Linked DNA regions of Homo sapiens: region 2 is linked to region 1. A link is an interaction called in ENCODE POLR2A ChIA-PET data of the cell type or tissue named here. Cell type or tissue: PC-9. All regions are shown on one strand. Links, peaks and the distances in the headings refer to the core of each region. The heading gives the core; the rest is flanking DNA. Region 1 overlaps MICU1 (mitochondrial calcium uptake 1). Region 2 overlaps MCU (mitochondrial calcium uniporter).

Region 1 (11,696 bases), core at 3,033-8,032:
AAACATAATATTAACAAAAAGTGAATATTCTGGAGTGGCTTGTGTGCCTGAGGAGAAAGGGAAAGAATGATAGAAACTAATAGAAGCTAATAAATGCAAGAGAACAAAAGTGTTTATTGCTGTCTTCCTTTATATTTACTATATTCAGTAGATTGTTTACATTCCTAAGAAGTGCATCTTGAGACTAACTTTCCTGTGTTTAAGAATAAAACAGGCTGGGTGTGGTGTCTCAGGCCCATAATCCCAGCAATTTGGGAGGCCGGGTGGATCCCTTGAATCTAGGAGTTTGAGACCAGCCTGGGCAATATGGCAAGACCATCTCTACAAAACACAAAAATTAGCTGGGCGCATGCCTGTAGTCCTGGCTACTTGGGAGGCTGAGACAGGAGGATGGCTTGAGCCCTCGAGGTTGAGGCTGCAGTGAGCTGTGATCGTACCATTGCACTCCAGCTTGGGCGACAGAGCGATACCCTGTCTCTTAAAACAACAACAAAAGAATAAAACGATATGAAATTTCTCCATAATGCAATATTATGCAAAATAATTATAATTGAAATATTTAACTGACCAACTCCTTCAGATCTTATGCTATTCAGAGTTATAGGACTAATATAATTGATAAAGCTTTTTTAAACCCAATTTTGCCACCTTCAGTCTTTAAAGTTAGCTTTATCTCTTGAGCCATTTTTACAATGGCTGCAGCACTTGCTGAACATTAACCATTTTTTCCATATGCAGTTGTTTAGTGTATCCCTTTTAAAATAAGAACCAGTTTTTAATTAATTAATTAATTAATTAAATGGAGATGGGGTTCAGCCATTTTGCCGAGGCTGGTCCTTTTGTTGAGGGGTGGGGACGGAGTCTCATTCTGTTGCCCAGGCTGGAGTGCAGTGGTGTGATCTCGGCTCACTGCAACCTCTGCCTCCTGGGTTCAAGCAATTCTCCTGCTTCAGCCTCCGAAGTAGCTGGAACTACAGGCGCGGCACCACATCTGGCTAATTTTTGTATTTTTAGTAGAGATGGGGTTTTACATGTTGGCCAGGCTAGTCTCGAACTCCTGACGACCTCAGGTGATCCACCTGCCTCGGCCTCCCAAAATGCTGGGATTACAGGCCTGAGCCACCACACCTGGCCTACCCAGGCTAGTCTTGGAACTCCCAGACTCAAGCGATCCTCCCGCCTTGGCCTCCCAAAGTTCTGGGATTGCAGGTACAAGCCACCATGCCTAGCCACTAGAACCAGTTTTTTTAAAAAGGTTTACTCAACTGTTTTTTCCACACATATTTTCTTTTTCTTTCTTTTCTTTTCTTTTTTTCTTTCTTCTCCCTTTCTTTCTCCCTCCCCTCCCCTTCCCTTTTCTTTTCTTGTCTTTTTTTTTTTTTTTTTTTTTGAGACGGAGTCTCGCTCTGTCTTGTCTTTTTGACAGAGTTTCACTCTCGTTGCCAAGGCTACAGTGCAATGGCGCGATTTTGGCTCACTGCAACCTCTGCCTCCGGGGTTCAAGTGATTCTTCTGCCTCATCCTCGTAAGTAGCTGGGATTACAGGAGCGTGCGCCACCACGCCCGGCTAATTTTTGTATTGTTAGTAAAGATGGGGTTTTACTATGTTGGCCAGGCTGGTCTCGAACCCCTGACCTCAAGTGATCCGCCCGCCTCAGCCTCCCAAATTGCTGGGATTAGAGGTGTGAGCCACTGTACCTGGCCTCCCACTCATAATTTAAAAATGAAAATATTGTAATAGCTTTATTTTGTGCCAGGAGAAGAAGGTGATTGTTTTTAGATGGATATTCTATGTGCTTTGGTAAATTATGAGAAAATTGTTAATACTTTTAAGATATTGAAATATGAATAAGCATGTTTGAGAAGAAAACACGGGCAATATTTTTAAACATTTTAAATTTCCTATTATTGAAGTAATATGCTTATTTTTGGAAAATGGAAACATTATCGAAAATACAATATTGAAAGTCAAAGTCCTAATTTATCTTTTCTCTTACTACCAGGTAACCACTAGTTCCCTTTGCATATTTGGGATTCAGTGTGGAAAAGTAAGGCTTTGGAGTCAGATTCCCTGGGAAAGATTGTAATACCAGCACTAGGCTTACTTCCTTCAACCTCAGAAACCCAAGAAGAAAGAGAATTTCCCTTTCTCTACAGTTCCAGCGCACCACTGTATGGTAGTTTCATTGACCTGACTTGGGTCTTTGCCCATCCTAGAGGCAGTCCCTGTGGCCAGAGTGATGGAATGCTTTGTGTGGCTAGGCTTGGAATTTGTCCCTATCCTGGAGTGGGAAGGAGAGGAATATAGTTTGAAACCATTTGAGTTAAGGGTGGGTGACAGTTCCTAAAGAAAAATTGAGGTGATGCTTTCTGGAGAAGAGCAATTGGTTGCTGGACAGGCAAAAACAACAGATGTTCACTAAAATAATTTTCATGTTTTTTTTTTTTTTTTAATTAAGAGAACTTGGGGCCGGGCGCGGTGGCTCACGCTTGTAATCCCAGCACTTTGGGAGGCTGAGGCCGGCAGATCACGAGGTCAGGAGATCGAGACCATCCTGGCTAACATGGTGAAACCCCGTTTCTACTAAAAAAACAAACATACAAAAAATTAGCCGAGTGTGGTGGCAGGCGCCTGTAGTCCCAGCTACTCCGGGGAGGCTGAGGCAGGAGAATGGCGTGAACCTGGGAGGCAGAGCTTGCAGTGAGCTGAGATCGTGCCACTGCACTCCAGCCTGGGCGACAGAGCAAGATTCTGGCTCAATAAATAAATAAATAAATAAGAGAACTTGGTTTCCTTTTGCAATATAAAAAATTGTATTTACAGTTTATGTGTTGATTTTTTTCTATTTTTAATGCCTATTATAATCACTTAAAGAACTTGAAAAAATTTACACTCTTCCAGTGTGTGTATCTGTACTGTTATTACATGTTTAGTACCCCTGCTCTGGAATATTCAGGTTTTATAACTTTAAATATATTATGTATTAGCCAGCTTGTTAAAATAAATTCTTGATATTTTTATTGCTTTGGGTGAACTTGATTAGTAACTGCAGTTAATAAATAGTAAATAAAAATGTTTTAAATATTTAAATACATGTTGTGGATATGATTAAATACTTGGTTCTTTTCATTGTTTTATGTTTAAAAATCTGTTAGTATAGAAACCACTTTATTTTTTTATTATTATTATTATTTTTTGAGACGGAGTTTTACACTTGTCGCCCAGGCTGGAGTGCAATGGCGCGTTCTTGGCTCACTGCAACCTCCGCCTCTTGGGTTCAAGCAATTCTCCTGCCTCAGCCTCCCAAGTAGCTGGGATTACAGGCACCTACCACCACGGCTGGCTATTTTTTTTTTGTATTTTAAGTAGAGATGGGGTTTCACCATGTTGGTCAGTCTGGTCTCGAACTCCTGACCTCAGGTGATCTGCTAGCCAAAGTGCTGGGATTATAGGCGTGAGCCACTGCGCCCATCCAAAACCACTTTATTTTGAACGTGGTATGTAAAATAAATTACCATAATTATAACTAATTGCTATTACTGGGTGTTAACTTTAAAATTATAATTAACACTAGTTTTGTATCTTTATGCCTTATTCTGGTGGTTCATCATTAAAACAATTTTTTTTTCTGTAGAAACGGGGTCTCACTATGTTGCCCAGGGTGGTCTCAATCTCCTGGGTTCAAGCATTCCGCCTGCCTTGGCTTCCCAAAATATGGGGATTACAGGCATGAGCCACCATGCCTGGCCAATCATGCTTTAAGAGCACGATAGAGTGGATACCTGTAGATAAGATACCTGTGGGTAAAACAGGTAACAGAATGTCAGTTGAAAAAGCAAAAAAAGGTAGCTGTGGAATTGGACAACTGTGAGAAGTGATTGACATTAAATATAATTAATAACCTGTCGTTGAAAAGTTAAATATTGCCACATCGTGGGAGAGGTGTTTTAGTTCTGTTTATGAGGCAAGAAATGGCTAGAAGTAGACTCAGCTTTTTTCCCCCAAACTAACAGGGTGATCAATTTTTTGCAGATCATAAATGTTTCCTAGACTAATATTAAGTTCAAGATGGGTTTTACTATGAGAAAATTGAAACTTTAGTGTAATATTTGAAAAAGATATCCTCAACAGTTAAGGATACAAATAATGCTTGCATTTCTCTTCAAAGTGATTTAATGTTGCTTATTTAAAACTTGAAGTGCTTGGCCAGGTGCAGTGGCTCATGCCTGTAATCCCAGTACTTTGGGAGGCTGAGGCAGGAGAATCACTTGAGGTCAGGAGTTCGAAACCAGCCTGGGCAACGTGGTGAAACCCTGTCTCTACTAAAAATACAAAAAATTAGCCAGGCATGGTAGCACACTCCTGTAATCCCAGCTGCTTGGGAGGCTGAGGCATGAGAATTGCCTGAACCCGGGAGGCGGAGGTTGCAGTGAGCCAAGATGGCACTACTGTACACCAGCCTGGGCGACAGAGTGAGACTCCATCTCAAAAACAACAAAAACTTCAAGTGCCTATTCTAATAACCTTGCTTGGACAGTTAATTTGGATTTGGTGTCTGTTATAAGCAAAAATTTATAATTTAGATTTTGCTTTTTAAAGTTTGTTCTTTGAGTATGGGAATTAGCAAGCTGTTTTTTTCCTTTTTTTTAAAAAAAGTAAACATGAATACTTTGCCTACCATCCTAATAAGATTGAATCAGCACTGTAATATAGCACAAAAGGGTATTAGAATCTAGCTCTAATGTATCCTCCTCCCCTTTTTATTCGTTTTCACATGTTCTAGTCAGAATGAGACACTTTTTCCTCCCCATGTTCACCATGTGTTTTTGTGTCTTTATGCCTTTACATGGCTATTTGTTGTACCTGGAATGCCTCTCCACCGTTCTGCCATCTCCCAACTGGTGAGCTGCCGTTCATCGTTAAACTAGATTAATGAATTATTGTTCAGTATGTAGAACCTCCCTCTACCCTCAGGTGGTTATTTTCCTTCTTGGTTCTCGTAATTTACTTTCCTTGTTGGTTCTCATAATTTATCTGTTTAAAGTAGTCTTCTCACTTTGTGGAGCAATTGTATGTATTGTCTTAGATTGAGTGATTCTTGATGCCAGAAACTGGGTCTTATTCATCATCATATCCTGAGTACATAACAGAGTCTTTGTCACAAATATGTAAGCTCAGAGCATGTTTGGTGAATAAATGAGTAAATAAGATATTTTATCTGTTTTATTTATTTATTTAGTTTTTTGAGACGGAGTCTTGACCTGTTGCCCAGGCTGGAGTGCAGTGGCACAATCTCGGCTCACTGCAAACCCCGCCTCCTGGGTTCACACCGTTCTCCTGCCTCAGCCTCCCGAGTAGCTGGGACTACAGGTGCCTGCCACCATGCCTGGCTAATTTTTTTGTATTTTTAGTAGAGACAGGGTTTCACCGTGTTAGCCAGGATGGTCTCAATCTCCTGACCTTGTGATCCACCTGCCTCAGCCTCCCAAAGTGCTGGGATTACAGGTGTGAGCCACCGGGCCTGGCTAATATTTCATTTGTTTTAAAAGTCAGAATAGAAAAAAGATATAATCCAATAAAGTAAGTCTGTACTTTGTAACCTTTATCAGTCTGATATATTTAGAGAATTTATCTGGACACATCTAGAAAATTCCATCCACATATTCTACCACATATCAACAAACAGGTTTCTAATATGTATCAAGACATTGAAAGGAGAGATGAAAATACATTCTGTTCTTCAAGGACCTTACAGCCTAGTGGGGAAAACAGACAGATGAACTGATAATTACAATTTAAATTTAAGCTCATTAAAAATAAAGAAAACAAAAAATTCAGTTTCTCTTAGTTTTTTTAGACATATTTCAGATGCCCAGTACTCACATATGGGTAGTGGCTATTGTATTGAACAGCACAGATACAAAATATTTCTGTCATCACAACATGTTCTACTTGACAAGAGCTGTGATAGAACATTATAATTAAATGAATCTGCATTCTCTAGTTTGAGATGATAGTTTCATTTCAACCAAGTTTCTTGTGCTTTTTCTATTAAAATTCTCTTTTAGATTCGAAAGTTGTATTTCTTAAAATTTTAAGCAGATTTTATTGTAATATATTTCAAATAAAGTAGCATTATTATTTTTTTCAGGTCTTTGACCTGTAATAGCATTTAAATTAAGCAATCTTCGAATTTGATTTTCAATTTAAGCATTGATATTATCTGATATTTTATGCTAATAAGTTGTGAGATGGTATTGAAGCATAATGGTTAAGTGCAATGCCATTGGGAGCTAGGGGCAGTGGCACACACCTGTCATGTCAGCTATTCTGGAGGCTGAGGTGGGAGGATTGCTTGACCCCAGGAATTCAAGACCAGCCTGGGCCACATAGTGAGACCTCATTTCAAAAAAATAATAAAGGTATGCAATTATTTTTAGAAAACAATGTGTTTGTGATCAGAGAAACCTGCCTCTGCCATGCTATAACCTTAGGCAAACTGGTAGTTTTTTTTTTTTTTTTTGAGACAGAGTCTGGCTCTGTTGACCAGGCTGGAGTGCAGTGGCATGATCTCGGCTCACTGCAGCCTCCACCTCCCAGGCTCAAGCGAATCTCCTGCCTCAGCCTCCCTAGTAGCTGGGATTTACAGGCATGCGCCACCACTCCTGGCTAATTTTTATATTTTTAGTAGAGATGGGGTTTTACCATGTTGGCCAGGCTGGTCTCTAACTCCTGACCTCAAGTAATCTGCCCACCTTGGCCTCCCAAAGTGCAAGGATTACAGGCGTAAGCCACTGCGGCCAGCCTAGGCAAACATTTTAACAGATTCTAGCTTTGCTGGTTTTTTGTTGTTGTTTTGAGTTGGGGTCTCGTGCTGTCACCCAGGCTGGAGTGCAGTAGTGTGACCACAGCTTACTGCACCTTCAAACTCCTGGGCTCAAGCAATCCTTCCATCTCAACCTCCTGAGCAGCTAGGACTATAGGTGTGTGCCACCACACTTGGCTAATTTTTAACTTTTTTGTAGAGACATGGTCTTGATATGTTGCACAGGCTGGTTTCAAACTCCTGGCCTTAAGTGACCCTGCCGCCTCGGCCTCCCAAAATTCTGGGATTTTATTTTTAGTAGAGACAGGGTTTCTACATTACAGGTGTCAGCCCCCATGCCCAGCAAGCTTTGGTGTTCTTATCAGTGAAATGGGAGTAATAATAATATTTACCCCAAAGGATTACTGAGGACTAAATAAGGTAATGGATATCAGGTACTTAGCATAGTACCCCTCACAGAGTAGTGTTTATTAAATGCTAGCATTAAAAAGAGTTTAAACTATCAGTTCAATTTTTTTTAAATTGAGGAAATTGGAGTATGGACTGGTGTTAGATCATACTAAGGGATGGTTAAATTTGTTGAGTACAACTGACATGATTATGTGGGAAAAAAGTCCATATTTTTGGAGAGACATACCAAAATATATAGCAGTGAAATGATATAATATTTGAGTTGCCTTAAAATAATTCAGAGAAAGAGATGAATAAAAGGGACAAAAAAAACTGGTCTTCTATTTCTGGTGAAGAAGTAGTAACAGGGTTACCTTCTTGCCTGAAACAGCTAAAAAAGCAGACAAAAATGTGTAAAACAGTGGTTGTCTAGATTTTGAACATTGTGCAGCAAAGGAGAGTAATCCCTGAAAGATAGGAAAGAAATGAGATGAGGTCTATGATTGCTCTGGCTTGCTGCCTAGACAGTTTTCCAGCTGCAGAACAGGGACAGGGAACCCAGACAGAGCACAATAGTTTCCCTTAATTGAGGGAGTCTGGGGAGGCCAAAGCATCTGGAGTTTGCAGGGCAGAAAACTGGAAATAGCTGCAGAGAGGGAGAACTTCAGAGAACTACAGAGGATCCGTCTCAAGTATTCTGCTGAGAACTGATCAGTGGATGTATGTGAGGAAACTTTCTGAGGCTAGGAAGATAATCACTTGAAAAGATCAGATAAAACAATACTTGCCGAATTAGGAATAGTGTGTTTTTTTTTTTTTTTTCCCACCAACCAGAGTGGAAACCATCTTTATAGGTCATTATGTAGAGTCTTTTTTTTTTTTTTTTTAGATGGAGTTTCGCTCTTGTTGCCCAGGCTGGAGTGCAATGGTGTGACCTCGGCTCACCACAACCTCTGCCTCCCAGGTTCAAGTGATTCTCCTGCCTCAGCCTCCCAAGTAGCTGGGATTACAGGCGTGCACCACCATGCCTGGCTAATTTTGTATTTTTAGTAGAGACGGAGTTTCTGTGTAGAGTCTCTTAAGGGTTTTGCCCTAACAGTGGGTAAATTAGCCTTGAACTAAATGCTTCTCCAGCCCAGGCTGACAAAGCTTAAAAGCAAGACCTGAAAGGGCCAAAACTGTTCCCTACTAATTTAATCATGGCCCAGAAGAAAGCTCAAAAATAATTATAGGAATACAAGAAAGCACACAAGGTAAAATTCACAATGTCTGGCATCCAATCAGAAATTACTAGGCATGCAAAGAAGTAGGAAAACGTGACTCATACTGATGAGAAGAAAATTAGAAACCAAAACAGAAGTGACACAGATGATAGAATTAGTAAAGAGGGATTTAAAACAGTTTTCATAAGCATATTCTATATGCTCAAGAAACTAGTAGAAAGATTGAACATGTTTTTTTTTGTTTTTTGTTTTTTGTTTTTTTGAGACGGAGTCTCGCTCTGTCGCCCAGGCTGGAGTGCAGTGGCACAATCTCGGCTCACTGCCAGCTCCGCCTCCCGGGTTCACGCCATTCTCCTGCCTCAGCCTTCCAAGTAGCTGGGACTACAGGTGCATGCCGCACGCCCGGCTAATTTTTTGTATTTTTAGTAGAGACAGGGTTTCACTGTGTTAGCCAGGATGGTCTCGATCTCCTGACCTTGTGATCCACCCTCCTCGGCCTCCCAAAGTGCTGGGATTACAGGCGTGATGAGCCACCGCGCCTGGCCAAGACTGAACATGTTAAATAGAGACATGGAAGGTATAAAAAAACTCAAACTGAACTTTCGGAGATGGAAACTATAATGTCTGAGATGAAAAATACATTTAATGGGATTAATGGCAGATTAGACATCAGAGAAAAAAGCCTAAGACAAGACTCATGAAATATAGAAAATAATCTATGCAGAATTCTTGCCAAAAATACTTAATTTGACTGTGATCTAACCTTTAGATGTAACTTCCAGTTTACAGGAAAAAAAAGGAATAGAGAAAGATTTAATACCACAGCACAGTGTGCTGTGGTGCTGTTGCTCACACCTGTAATCCCAGCACTTTGGGAGGCCAAGGCGGGAAGATTGCTTGAGGTCAGGAGTTCAAGACTAGCCTGGCCAAAGTGGTGAAACCCTGTCTGTAGTAAAAATACAAAAATTAGCTGGGCATGGTGGCACATGTCTGTAATTCCAATTACTGGGGAGGCTGAGGCACAAGTATCACTTGAGCCCAGGAGGCAGAGGTTGCGGTGAGCCAAGATCATGCCACTGCACTCTAGCCTAGGCAACAGAGTGAGACTGAGACTCCATCTCAAAACAAACAAACAAACAAACAAACAAACACAAAACCACACCACAAGGAAGCAATCAGACAAATCCGCAGTATGAAAAATGCTGCAATATATTTGCCCTTTTCAGAAATTAAGGTTGTGCTGTGATTGTACAACATGGTGAATGTATATGCCACTGAATTGTATGCTTAAAAGTGGTCAAAATCGTCAATTTTCTGTTATGTATATTTTAGCACAGCTTAAATATTTACCATTTTAATAATTTTTAATGTACAGTGGCATTAAGTACATTCACATTGTTACACAACCATCACTAGCATTCATTTCCAAAACTACTTCCCAAACTGAAACCCCATACTCATTAAATGCTCATTCCTCATTTCCCTCTCCCTGAAACCTCTGGCATCCATCATTCTACTTTCTGTCTCTATGATTTGACTATGCTAGGTGCCTCATGTAAGTGAAATCACAAAGTATTTGCCTTTTTTGGATTGGCTTGTTTCCCTTAGCATAGTATCCTTCAGGTTCATCCATGTTGTAGCATATGCTAGAATTTCCTTCCTTTTGAAGGTGAAATGACATGATGAAATTTTGCCATGATTAAGAAAAAATAAAGGCTGAATAATATTCCTTGTATGTATGTGTCACATTTTATCCATTCATCCATCAGTGGACACTTGGGTTGCTTCCACCATTTGGCTGTTGTGCACAATGCTGCTTTGAGCATGGCTGTACAAATATCTATTCAGGTTCCTCCTTTAAATTCCTTTGGAAATACACCTAGAAGTGGAATTGCTGGATCATATGGTAATTCTATGTTTAATTTTTTGAGGAGCTGCCATACTTTTTCTGTAGTGCCTGCACTATTTTATATTCCTATCAGCAGTGTACAAGGGTTTCATTTTCTACACATCCTTGTCAACACTTGTTTTTTTTTTAAAATTTAAGTAATAGCCATTTGAATGAGTATGGGTACATTTTATATTATGTGTTTTTGTTTTATTTTTGGGGATGGAGTTTTGTTCTTGTTGCCCAGGCTGGAGTGCAATGGTGTAATCTCAGCTCACTGCAACCTCTGCCTCCTGGTTCAAGCAATTCTTCTGCCTCAGCCTCCTAAATAGCTGGGACAGGCGCCCGCCACCACGCCCAGCTAATTTTTTTGTATTTTTAATTGAGACGGGGTTTCGCCACATTGGCCAGGCTGGTCTTGAACTCGTGACCTCAGGTGATCCCCCCACCTCAGCCTCCCAAAGTGCTGGGATTACAGGTGTGAGCCACTGCACCCAGCCTATTATGTATATTGTAACACAACAAAAACTAGAGTTGTAAGGGGAGAAAAAGGTTATGTATGAGGAACTCTTCTAGATTAAGAGAGACTGTTTAGAGAAAACCAAAGATAGTCTTATTTGTAGGGATCCTGGTTTGAAAAATCAGCTGTAAATTTTGGGGGAGTTTGTATGTGTTCTAGTATTAGAAGATATTAGGTAATTATTAATTTGAATAAATTTGATAATGTAGTTATGTAGGAGAAAATATTGTAGTTGTGTAGGAGAATATTAAAATATGTAGGGGTATAGCCAGGTGTGGTGGCTCATGCTCATAATCCCAGAGCTTTAGGAAGCTGAGGTGGGAGGACTGCTTGAGGCCAGGAGTTGGAGACCAGCCTGAACAACATAATGGGACCTGGGCTCTACAAAAAATAAAAAAAAATCAGCCAGGCGTGGTGGCACATCCCTGTAGTTCCTAGCCACTCAGGAGGCTGAGGCAGGAGGACTACTTAAACCTAGGCGTTTGAGGCTGCAGAGTGCTATGCTCATGCCACTGCACTACAGCCTGGGTGACAGAGCAAAACCCTGTCTCTAAAAAAAAAAAAAAAAAAAAATTAGGGGTAAAGTGTTTCTCCTAATAATGTCTGTAATTTACTTTGAAATGATTCAACATAAAAAATAGTTTGATGAGTAGCCATATAGATAAGTAGATGAAGCAAGTATATCAAAATGTTAATTGTTGAATTTAAGTAATGCACATATGGTGTTGATAATAGTAGTCTTTGAAATTTCCTGCATGTTTGAAAGTTTTAAAATAAGCTATAAAGGTTTGATGTTAATTTTTTTTCTGAAAAAGAGGCCATTTAAACAACTTGCTTTTATTTTTATA
Region 2 (5,000 bases), core at 1-5,000, 120 kb before region 1:
TATTTATAAACCTTAACTATTAAAATACGGGCTGAGATGTCAACATCACAGCTATCAGCACTCAACATTTCTTTTCTCAAGACAATTAAAAATCCACATTTCCTTGTTTAGCATAAACTTTCTAGAAAGGCTCTTTGTTTTTCTGCCCCATTTTATCTAAAACAAATAGCACAAATCAGAGGAAAAGAGTCTTTTCTAACATTTGTTCAATCTAAAAGCTAAATCCAGCATGTAGGATATACTTACTTTATTGCTATACCATGATTGGCTCTCTTCTTCACTCCAGGAGGCTATTTTTGATTTGTTGGACATATAAGTAAGGAAGAAAGAGTGGGAGCAATTTCTCAGAGCCCCCAGGATACTTATTAAGTTTACTCCAACTTCCCCTTCACCTTCCCCAAATAAATTCTTCTTAATTACTATAATTATTAGTTTTGTTATATTTACAGAATTTGAAAGCTTTTTCCAGTGGTTTTTACTTAGACTGTAACTCTGTTCCCAGTGTCCAGTCTAGGTTTTCTCATTCGTTTAAAATATTTATCCAGCTACATTAACTCCCAAAAGCCTGTAAGTCCTAAAGACTACTAAAGCAGCAATTGTACCTGAAGATAACCGCAACAATACCACTGCTCATCCCTGCTCCCATGCCAACTTAAAAGCAGAAAGAATACGGAGTTCCTAGGAATATAAGAAACAGCTTGTTGCCCTGGTGCCTATACAGCTCACTCTTGAACTTCAAGTCAAAGGTAAGAAACAGAAAAAGGGGAAATAGGCTGGGCATGGTGGCTCATACCTGAAATCCCAGCACTTTGGGAGTTGGGGCGGTGAGGATCACTTAAGGCCAGGAGTTCAAGACCAGCCTGACCGACATGGTGAAACCCCATCTCTACTAAAAACACAAAAACTAGCCAGGCATAGTGGTGCGCACCTGCAGTCCCAGCTACTTGGGAGGCTGAGGCACAAGAATCACTTGAACCCAGGAGGTGGAAGTTGCAGTGAGCTGAGATCGCACCATGTCAATCCAACCCAGGCAATAGAGCAAGATACCATCTCTGAAAAAAAAAAAAAAGGAAAGAAAAAGGGGAAATAACGCGCCAACTTTCCTTCTAAGGAATTCATACATGGCTGCTTCCCTTACCCCCTCTCTTTACATTTCAAATTATCGACCCAATACAACTAGACTATATGCTCTTTAAAGTCTGGGGCCCAGGCCTAGCAATGGGCATTTTACACAGAAGGTACAGAATAATAATTTTTTGAAACAAGTATTTCTTGAATTGAGGTTTCTGCTCATCTATTATTACCACTTTTATTCCTATAATGTTAAAGTTTCTGCTATTAACATTAGTGACTTCTGTTCTTTCTTCCTGACCTCAAAGACACTACCATATCCAAGAATGAAAACTCATGACTGGAGAATTTGAACTACACAACTACTATGGTATCAACAACCGCTATAGTATCAAACTGAAGTTTAGAGAAAGCAAGTTAAGAGTCATATTCAAGAAAAATGTCTGTGGCCATTTAGAGTTTAAACCACAATTCATATACCCCACACGCTTCACTAACAAGACTAGAAAGCTTTTGGGAACACTGTAGTGAAGTATCAACAGTCTTACATAAACTTTTTTTAAACATTGAAAGCGACCAGCCTGTGAAAGCTCTTTTAGCAAATGCTAACACATTTTTCCTAGCACTACCATCTCAAACACCAAACAGCTTTATGTTGACAGCACGCAACAATGTCCAAGATTGTCCACCATTTAGACTGCTAAATGCCTGGCCTAAAAAATCATCAAAAGGGCACTATTGAGCTAAGGCAAAGGAAGCATATTAATAAATCTCTTTACTGACAAAATGTTACAGATTTGTTAAGTACATGAGAGAACTACAGCATTTAAATAATCAAAATCCTAAGCAAACATTTACTAAGATAATAATGGCAGGAGGAGGTGTGGCTCAGTTTCTGTTTACGATCTATTTACTAAAGCAGCTTAGCAACATTTATCCTAAACATACCCAGGATGCAAGTGTTGGTCATAATCCTTCTTTCCTAATAAGCATAAAGGGCCAACCCTTGGTCTCTGGGGGATATAACAGAACCATCTGGGGAAAAACAAAAGATGTCTGGGTTAGAAGGAAATATTTTCCTAAGAATGCAACAATTTTTTCCACTCTCACTTCCTTTTAGGACTAAACCTTTAGACAGGGGTACTAGGCAGCAGCAGTCAGGGCCTTACTGTCTAGTTATCTGATAATCCAAACCTTGGAGATGAAGGTAAATCTGAGCATGCAGAATGATCTGTAACAGCCCAGCTAACTTTCACTGTCACCAGCCAGATCAACTACAGAAAAGAATAAAGGCTAATGAAGCAAATCAGTCTTCCAATGGCAAAAAAAAATCCATATATCCAACGTCCATGAATACACAAATCTGTCAATAGAGGGTTTTAAACACTTAAATTGTTTATAGTAATTTACTAAGTTACTTTTGAAAAATTGTAAAGTATTAATTTGTGTTGATTTGCAAAACGAGAATATTTTTTGCATCAATGTCACTAGCCAAGAAACAAGTGTTTACAACTGTTTTAATAGAGCAATATATACTCATTGTAGAAACTAAAATTAAATACAGAAGTACATAACATGGGAAATGACAGTCTCCTATCCCATCCCCTAGAGACAACCACTATTAACACTTTAAACCCCAGTATTCTGCAATGTTCTATGATTACCAAATATTAATATCAAGGTTGAAGATCCACAAAGATATTCTATATAATTAGGCACCTTCTCCACTCCTGTACCCAACTAGTGAAACTAAAATAGTCTACAATGTCCCTGCCAAGTGTTCATCCAGCTTCTGCTTGAACAAATCTTGTGACATAGATCTGATTACCTCCCAAGGCAGTCCACTCTACCTTACAACAGCTTTATTCTAATACTGAGTGGCTAGTTACCTTCCCATTAGATCATTCTGGTTTCTCTCTTGAATATGCCTTTGTTTTTAAATGTTTACCATTAAAATAAGGTACCTAGACATGAACACAATACTTTGGGACAATCATAGTCCTCATTCTGGACACCATGCTTCTATTAATAGAGCCCAGATAATACTGTGGACTCATGATGAACATGCTGTCAAGTGAAACCCTCCAGGTATTTTTCATATTACCTGCTATTAAACCACATCACATCCATCTACAATAACACTAACTTTTTAGATCATATATGGGATTTTGCACTTATCAATGTTTAATACGTTTTAATCAATTCAGTCAATTCTTTCAGTCTGATAACTATTTTCAATCTCTAGTCTGAAAAAAAACCCAACACACTTTAACAATACAACTTATTTTCATTGCCAGTTCCAGGTCATATATGGGTTTGCAAAGCAAGTCATTAATATTCCATCCATGTCATTAATAAAAATGCTGAACACTGAAATACTACTCAGCTATCAAAAAAAAAAAATTCTGATACATGATACAACACAGACGAATTTTTTTTTTTTTTTGAGACAATCTCACTCTGTCACCCAGCCTGCACTGCGGTGGCCCGATCACAGCCCACTGAAGCCTCAACCTCCTGAGCTCAGGCAATCCAGCCTCAGCCTCCCTAGTAGCTGGGACTACGGGTATGCACCACCACACCCAGCTAATTTTTTTAAAATTATTCGTAGAGACGGGGTCACACCTGTAATGCCAATACTTTGGGAGGCTGAGGTGGGAGAATAGCTTGAGCCAGGAGTTCAAGACTAGCCTGGGCAACATAGTGAGACCTGTCTCCACAAAAAAAAAAATTTTTTTAATAGCTAGGCATGGTGTCACACGCCTTTGGTCCTAGCTACTTGGGAGGCAGAGGTGGGAGGATTGCTTGAGCCTGGGAGGTCAAGGCTGCGGTGAGCCATGATCAGGCCACCAAGCTCCAGCCTGGGTGACAGAGTGACCCTGTCTCAAAAAAACAGTGATTGTTTGTAAGGAAATTATTAAAACCTTGGTTCAATATCCAATATCTTAACTTTAAATTTTCAAATACTTCAAAACTAGTAAGTATTACTATGCCTAAAGCACAGTGCAGTCCAACGGAATATGTGAGCCACATATATAATTTTAACTAGGCCAGTAGTCACATTAATAAGAAAAAGATAAAATTAATTTTAGTAACATTTTACTTAACACAATATATAGGAAATATTATTTCAACACAAAAATAATCCAATGTATATTTTGTATTTGCAGTACATAGTAGTTTGGACTACACACACCTCAAGTCACATGTGGCCAGTGACTAAATGTCCATTTTAGATCTGAGTAAAGCAAGGAATTTCTTTCTTTCTTTTTTAGAAACAGGATCTTGCTCCATCACCCAGGCAGGAGTGCAGTGGCTCAATCATAGCTCACTGCAGCCTCAAACTCCTGGCCTCAAGGGATCCTCCTGCCTCAGCCTCCCAAAGTGCTAGAATTACAGGTGTGAGCAAACGCACCCAATCAGGAATTTCTTTTGTAGTATTCATCAGTTTTTATAGATTCTGCCTCTAGTTCTTACTTGTAATTTCCAATTAACATAATTATTATTTACTCTGAGGAGTTTTTCTTTCCTTCTTGGACCACATTCCCTTTAAAGCTTCTGTTAACAGACTCCTACTATAATTTTCTGAATTTTAAAAAATATTACTTTTAAAATAATTTTTCCAAATTTTCTCCAATAAGCATATTGTACCATCATAATAAAAAGTTAATTCTTTAAAACAAACAAACAAAAAAAGCAGGCCCAGGTTTACTTTATCTACCTTCTGTGAAATTAAACTACCAGAAAGGCTTGTCAAGACTGAGTAGATGCTGCAAGTTAAGCTATATAAGATTATCTAAATGTTCTTTAAAAAAATATATATATATATATATATATATGAAACATATATATCGGGTACCACCAACAGAGTACTCGTTATGTGCCAAGCACTGCCATAAATGCTTTTCACACATTGGTTCATTTTATAT

What was found. ChIA-PET counts read pairs that join two places held together with the same protein. Peaks named below come from ENCODE experiments on the same cell type or tissue, not always from the same donor. Only the 100,000 strongest peaks of a DNase experiment are listed, where the experiment ranks them.
Region 2: POLR2A ChIA-PET joins it to region 1 with 5 read pairs; 5 of 35 experiments call an interaction of 5 or more read pairs at or near these places.

Annotation. Positions count from the first base shown.
Region 1 is chr10:72,612,995-72,624,690 of GRCh38, reverse strand. The region is part of intron 1 of MICU1 (mitochondrial calcium uptake 1); the gene reads left to right. Among named protein-coding and RNA genes, the nearest start is that of MICU1, 7.2 kb to the left of the region's middle. In PC-9, for the core only: no CTCF peak of the experiment used is centred there; no DNase peak of the experiment used is centred there.
Region 2 is chr10:72,733,591-72,738,590 of GRCh38, reverse strand. The region is part of intron 1 of MCU (mitochondrial calcium uniporter); the gene reads right to left. Among named protein-coding and RNA genes, the nearest start is that of MIR4676, 15 kb to the right of the region's middle. In PC-9, for the core only: no CTCF peak of the experiment used is centred there; a DNase peak (open chromatin) is centred at 2,030; H3K27ac peaks cover 2,368 bases.